2 separate regions of the Homo sapiens genome follow, and region 2 is linked to region 1. The links are chromatin contacts, found by Hi-C in ENCODE. All regions are on one chromosome and are shown on one strand. Each heading gives the region's core, a stretch centred on a gene start or an enhancer-like site at or near the end of the contact. The rest is flanking DNA. Distances are from core to core; before and after follow the strand shown.

Region 1 (3,416 bases), core at 866-3,365:
GAAATGCCAGTAGGAGTATTAGTACCAGGAAGTTGCATGTGTGGGCTAAAAAGTGATAAATGATCCTATTGTGGGCAAATATGAAATATTTAGAGAAAAGAATAACACAAATTATACTTGAAAGGTGATAATCTCAGCATAGTTGGTTCAATGCAAGTAAGAGAATCTAGAGGTTACTGTAGACTGCCTTCTCTAGTTTATATGCCCAGTCTGCTAGTGCAGCAAAAGAGGGCAGTAACAAGCTGGATATCATAGGGCAGGTGTTTTAGAAAGAACCTGAAAACATCACTTAGACCTTGAACAAAAGCTGCAGGTGTGTACATGCCTGAAACACTGGATATCTTTATCTCCAGAAGATCATACTAGATATCAGTACATAGTATCTTCTTCTTCTTATATTCTAATGTAGAATATTAGAACCCAGAAGCAGTCTCAGAGTTTGAGAGTGGTAAGTGAGTAAACCAGAAGTATTAGTTTAGCTTGGCTGCAGTTTTATTATACAGTAAAATCAGAATAGGCTAAGCATAGGGATTTAGTTATAGGGACTTAATAGGGAGGATGTGTGTATCTGTGAAGGCCATATAAATGCAACCCAGATAGTTCATCGTCTCTTGCCCCCACTAGTGATACCTAAACCACCTTCCTGCAACGTTCCCTTTTGTTTCCTGCTCTTTCATATTTTCGGGAATCCTCATGAAATTTTTCACCTGTATTTGGGGAAAAGTCCTATGAACTACCAACTACTGATGTTTACTTACCCTTCTCTGTCATCATCAAGCCCCTTTTCTAGGGTACTGCTGAGCACTGACACTTCCTTGGCACCATTAGATTATACTGGGGTATCACTGCAAATGTACTAAAGCCCCCGGGGTACACAGTCTTCAAGGTTCATCGGCAAAGAGGGAGAGAACACATAACCATTTTCCCCTAACATTCTTAGATGGGTACCGAAGCTGTACCTGTACTCAATTTTAGTGGAAATAAACCTTTTAGTTCTTACAGCTCCAGTGGGAAACTGGGGAAACTCTAAAGCAGACCCCGCACTAGGCTTCCCCATAATTTCTTCTCTTTTCAATGCGTGAGGTTCTGCTCCATGGTCAAGCTTCTGGTATCAGATTCCCTCTTTCCCTTAGACAGACTCGTTTTCTCCTGAGAGGCATCTCAGTTGTTCAAGTGACCTGGGGTGTTTTTCCTACAGTTCTAGCAAGGGGGAACGAAGTCCTACACTTTGAGGATGGCATAAGGGTACCATCTACTTAATTTTTTCAAAAAAGTAACAGGTCTCGTGGAAACGCGGGAACGTCACAGAGGACGTGACTTAAACGGAACTTGTAATGGAAATGATTTTCTAAATGAACAATTGCGAGACAAGCAAGGAAACCTCCAGGTTTGCAGATAACTTGATTAAAGCTCTTCCGGGTGGCAAAATGCCAGTGCAATCAATGGTATGAGTAGGGCGGACAGTGGATGAAACTTGTTGAGTAAATCTCAGGAGGAATTAGCACTGGACTTTCAGGTATTCTAACTCAATTCTAACCATTCCATTCTCTGGATCATTGGATAAGGTTCCGCAGGATCCGGGCGCCAGCTCTGGATACATTACTGATCGGGAGAAAATTTTGAATTTTTCTCTTGTCCCTTTCCAGCTTTCCTCAATATAGGATATGAGTTTGTCCTCGACCCCTAACAACATTTAAAGGTAAAGTCGCTCCTAGAAGGCAAAGCGGAGAGGACTTTGCGGCTGTGTTTCTCAAGCCCGTAAAGAGAGAGTAATAATGGTAGGGAGCGTGCAGACTAGCTCTTTCCTTGCCCAATCAAGTGTACAGGAAGATGTCCTTTCACCAATAAAAATAAAGTTCGCTTTCCGGAGGCGGGAGGGTGAGCCTTGACTGCCAGGGCTCCAAAGCAACGTTAGAGGCGAGGGCAGAGAATGATTAGAGGGAAGACCAACCCGGGAAAAGGGGCGGGGAGAAGGTAGGAGCAACTTTGAGCGGCGGCTGGCCAGGCCAGTGGAGGGCGAGGACTGCTGTTCCTGTTGTAGTGTTTCTCGCCAATCAGGAAGGCCAGGGGGCGGGCGGGGTAGGGAAGGGGTGGGAAGACCTCGCAGCACAGCCGGGCGCCCGTCGGGCTCTGGGAGAGAGCGAGAGAGAAATCCGGTTAAAATCAGAGTCGGAGGGAGGTTTAACCACAGATCGGTTCCGATCGGATTATTCCTTAAAGGGGACGCGCCATTGTCAAGAGAACGGAGCCAGGGGCCCGAGGGCGGGGACCGGCGGCGCTGGAGGAGCGAGGCAGCTGTACTAGGACTGGGAACGGGTAGGTGTTGACTGGGGAAAGGCGCTTCATTTTACTTTCTCTTCCAGCCCCGGGGCAGGCGCCGGGATGCCCGCCGCCGGCAGCCCAGCCTGGGCGGGAGACGAGGTCGTCGGCCCTCGCCAGCTGTCCTTCCTGGTGGGCGCCGAGGGAAGGCGGTCCAGGATGGCTGGCAAGCGGCGCGGCGCGGCCCGGGCCGGCGCTCGTAACGGACACCAAACCGCGGCGCAACCCCAGCCTCAACCGAAAGCCCGCCCGAGCTCCGGCGGTTCCGCCGGCAGCGCCGCGCGCCCGTCTCTCCCGCACGTCCCCTTCCCCTCCAGTGCCTGGCTCTTCTCGCGCGCGCCCGGGTACCCCTCGCGCGCCGCCTTCTCGCGCGTCCTGCTCTGGTCGCGCGCCGCCTCGCCACCGACTCGCGGGAGCCGCCCCGCGGGAAGGAAGGCGGTGGCAGAGGTGGAGGAAGACCGGCGACCACGGCTCCGCCGCCTCGGCTGGGAAGGGAGGGCTGAGGAGCAAACTTAGCGCGGCGGCTGGCGGGCCCCGGCGGGCAGGGCTGGCGGGGACCGGCGGAGCGCGCCAGCCCAGCCGGGCATTGTCCGCCTTTTCCCTTGCTCTGGTCTCTCCGCCCACTGCTCGCGGTCCTGGGGAGGGGTGCGGGCGCTGTGCCCGCGCAGCCCCGGGCCGTTGGCGTACCCCGGGACCCGGAGTCTTCCGGAGCCGGAGCCAGCCCTGCGGACACCGCGGCCACCGCCCGCGAGCTGACTCGGCCTGTAGATTGCCTGCTGCTCTCAGCCTCGGCACCGGGCAGGGTGCCTGGGCGCTGAGCTCTTCTTTGCAACTTTTATTTGCCGTTTGATGGAAGTTGTTGCTTCCGGGCGGCAGGTTCTTTGGGCACAGCCTGGTTTCCTGCGTTCTGGAGAGGCTGGTTTCTAGGGCGAAATGATTTATTGCTGCCGGTCTTTCCTGCCATCCTAGTTTAGTTCCTCGCCACCTAAAATCGCATTTTTGTGGATTTGCAATGATATGGGAGCATTAATCTTTCCTAGGCCAAGATTTGAAAAGAAAAAAAAGGGGGTGGGGGTTAGGGTGTGTGCTGGTGAGGA
Region 2 (3,277 bases), core at 762-3,261, 580 kb after region 1:
AGACTGGCTTCTGGGATTAGAAACAGAAGGGCTCTGTGGCCTTTTTTAGTTTAGTTTTTTCTTTTTTCTTAAATTTAAATATACTTCTATTGTGTGAAGGAGAGAAAAAAATATATTTTTTCCCCTTGCCTATCTTAGTTTTTCCAGCTGGGGCCTTTTAAATTAGACCACCAAAAGAGAGATTAACAGGAGAAAAGCATAGAATTTTTATTTAGTAATTTTTACATGTACGTGGGAGCCTTCACCAGGAAAATAAAGACCCAGGGAAGTTGTAAGGGTTGAAAGCTTATATATTATGTTGGACAAAGAGTAGTAAATTGGTAAATTGTAAAGATATGACAGGGAAAAGGAGTTGGGGCTATTTTGAGAGCTTCTAGCTAATGGGATTCCAGTACCAGGTTGGCTAGCAACCCTGTCCTGATGGGAAATGCAGGGTAGCTGGACATGAATGTCTACAGTGTCCCTTTCCTGGGGTACTTCTTTAGCCTGGAGGATGGTTTTATGCCTAGTTAGCCCACCTGGAACCTGGGGACTCCCTCACATGGGGAACTTGTTTATCTTATTTATCTGGCAGCCACTGTTGTGGCTCTTGTCTGACCCATGTCCAGCTTACACCTGCCTGACCATCGCCCTGGCGCCGGGAGCCTGACTTGATATTCCCCCCAGGATCCCTGGGAAAGCATGGCCTGAGGCAGCTGCAGCCACTGGTTCTTCAGATGAAAAGTGGAAACTCAATACATCACCAGGTAGGAAATGAGTTCAGAGATTTTTACTTACAGATCTTGGACAGGAAGGGCGGAATGGGCTGGGAGGGCAGTCCTCCATCTCCGGGTTGCATGAGGCAGGAATGGAGTCAGGCAGAGAGAGAAAATGCATGTGGGAATTGGCAGTATATATAAGGGGTAGGGTGTGGGGTCACTTTGAGTTCCTGGGCAAAGGCCTAAATGGTGCTTTTAAGGGAAGCTTCGATAAAGTGGGGAACCCTGTCTGCTAGATAGGAGAGATGCCTTTAAATTCTTATCTCTGGCTGCTGGCCTGAGCCATTTGGGTGTGGTGTGGAACTAGAACTATCAAGGGTGACTGAGCCCTGCTTTGGGTATGAAAAAGTTGAATCTATTCAAAATGGATGCTGAGGCAACATGAAAGTATAAGAATTCACTTCAGGACTAGGACAGTTAATTGTGGAAAAGTAGCAAGATAAGGACTAGTATAACAAGGTTTGTACAGCTTTCCCTCAGCCTCAGCTCCCCATCTCTGGTGATAAGAATGAATGTCTTTCGTCCTCCTGGTATAAGGAGGGCACCTTTTTCATGGGAGTTAATCTCATGCTTTCAAGAAGAACAAGGAAGGTCACAGTGCCCTTCTTGCATGTGCTGTTTTTTTTAAGTGCCTTTAACTCAATCCATATGCCGAAGTAGCATATTTTTGGGTGCTTACCATGTGCCAAACATGGTCTTATATGCTTTTTAAGTATTAACTTTAATCCTGTGAACTGTTTGAGGCAGATACAGTTACTATTCCCATTTTACAGATGATGAAACTAAAGAACAGAGAGGTTGAGTACTTTGCCCAAGGTTGCAGAGTGAGCATGTGGCAGAGCTGGGACCCCAGCCCATGCAGCCTGATTCCCAGAGCTCTGAACCATTGTACTGCACTGCCTCTGGATAGCTTTGTGATATTTTTTGGGCTACCAAATTGTGTGTTTATAGAAGGATCAAACATATATTAATCTTTATATTCACCGGAATATGACTTAGCCGTCAAGACAGCCTGACAAACCGGCAAAATATGTCTTTGTAACATTACTCTTGTGCTTTGAAGAGGAATTTTTGACCAAAGATGCTCCCTGCTATCGTGTGTTAAATGCTGTGAGTTACCAGAGATCAATTGTTCCTAACGTAAAAAGGAAGTGCTAATCTAGTCACTGGCTGGCTCAGTATTGGTTTCATACTGTAAGATAGAACTAAAATAACAGCCTCGAAGGGTAAAAATAGTGGAGTCACATGAAGCATCAACCGTCATTTTAAAAACAGAATTGTAAGACCCATGAGGAAAGGTTAATTTCTTTTTCTGTTTGAAAAGAGTGGATGTTGGTAGACACTGGTCGTTTCTATTACGGCCTCCTGTAATTTTAGAAAACCGATATTTGTCATGACCTGAGGAAACATCTCATTCATGGCTTTTATAAGACATAGTCAAATTCAGCATCAACTCTCAGAAGATCTTTCTTGGAGTCTAGAAGGTAGGTGTGAGGATCGTTTCTTAATCAAAACTAGTGGCTCTCGCTTTTAGGTTTCCTAAGGGCTAGTATGCTTTTCAAAAATAATATTAGTAGCTAAATTGATCAAGCACTTAAACTGTTTGTCAGCGTTCTTCCAAAAGCTTTACATGAATTGACTCTTCGAATTCTTACTGCAATCATATGAAGTTCTGGTGCTATTATTCATCCCATTTAATAGCTAATGAAGTGTAGGCACAGAGAGGTTAAGTAACTTGTTCAAGGAGATACAGTGAGTAAGTAGCAGAGCTGAGATTCAAACTCAGACAGTTGGGCTTCAGACTTTTTGCTTTTAAGCAGTAAGCTCTATTATAGAGGCCTGCTGGTTCTTAGCCCAGGGAGATCTAAGACGTGTAAACCAGAATGCCTGCCCACACTGAGTAGGGATCTTCCCCACTCAGTCTACTAACTTGCATGCCAGTCTCCTCTGGAAACACCATCACAGACACAATCAGAAGGAAAGCTTTACCAGCTCTCTAGGCAGTCCTTCTTCCAGTCAAGTTGATACCTAAAGTTAACCATCACACCTTCCAAGACTGGTTGCTGCATAGGTGCTATAATGTGGTATCTCTGTACCACCAGAAGGGAGGTGAGGCGGGGGTAAGGAAGAGAAAAGCAGACAGATAAAGCTTCTGTTGCAGGTGCTGGTGGGCACTCAGTGAGTGGCGTGGCTATTGGACAGTGGGGATTCTGTATTTTGCACTGTGGGGGCATCTCTCAGAATGGCCAGATATTCTGCAACAGGGATGAATGAGAGTTAGTTTCACTAGAGCAATTGAGAGTTAGTTGCATTAGCAAGAGCAAACTAAGAGGGAACAAATAGTTTAATTATGGCTCCTAGCTGTGATAGCCAGCAAAGAGTACAACATTGCAGCCTAGATTTCTGTATCTTACTCATTTGCCCTTGATCAATTTGTTTAACTCAGTGCCCCATTTACCCAACAGTAAATTGCAGATGCTAAATGACTCATTACTTTGGCAGAGTCACTGGTTCTGTAA

The links. Hi-C counts contacts between places; a loop is a spot of excess contacts on that map. Pooled maps may share reads with other maps.
Region 2: a pooled map shows a loop between it and region 1 (7-fold over the local background). The contact joins the enhancer-like site here to the promoter of FRYL in region 1. A Hi-C loop is called at or near these places in 1 of 37 single-sample maps with no recorded cell type and 3 of 50 pooled maps.

The regions. Positions count from the first base shown.
Region 1 is chr4:48,778,978-48,782,393 of GRCh38, reverse strand. FRYL (FRY like transcription coactivator) reads left to right here and starts at 2,115. Exons shown (of 64, transcript NM_015030.2): 1 at 2,115-2,316. RefSeq lists silencers at 2,070-2,179, 2,270-3,149.
Region 2 is chr4:48,195,590-48,198,866 of GRCh38, reverse strand. The region is part of intron 2 of TEC (tec protein tyrosine kinase); the gene reads left to right. Among named protein-coding and RNA genes, the nearest start is that of TXK, 63 kb to the right of the region's middle. RefSeq lists enhancers at 935-1,104, 2,664-2,713, 2,734-2,783. Within about 2 kb of position 2,011, at least 3 of the 41 ENCODE cell types and tissues checked have a DNase peak (open chromatin) inside an H3K27ac peak, as active enhancers do.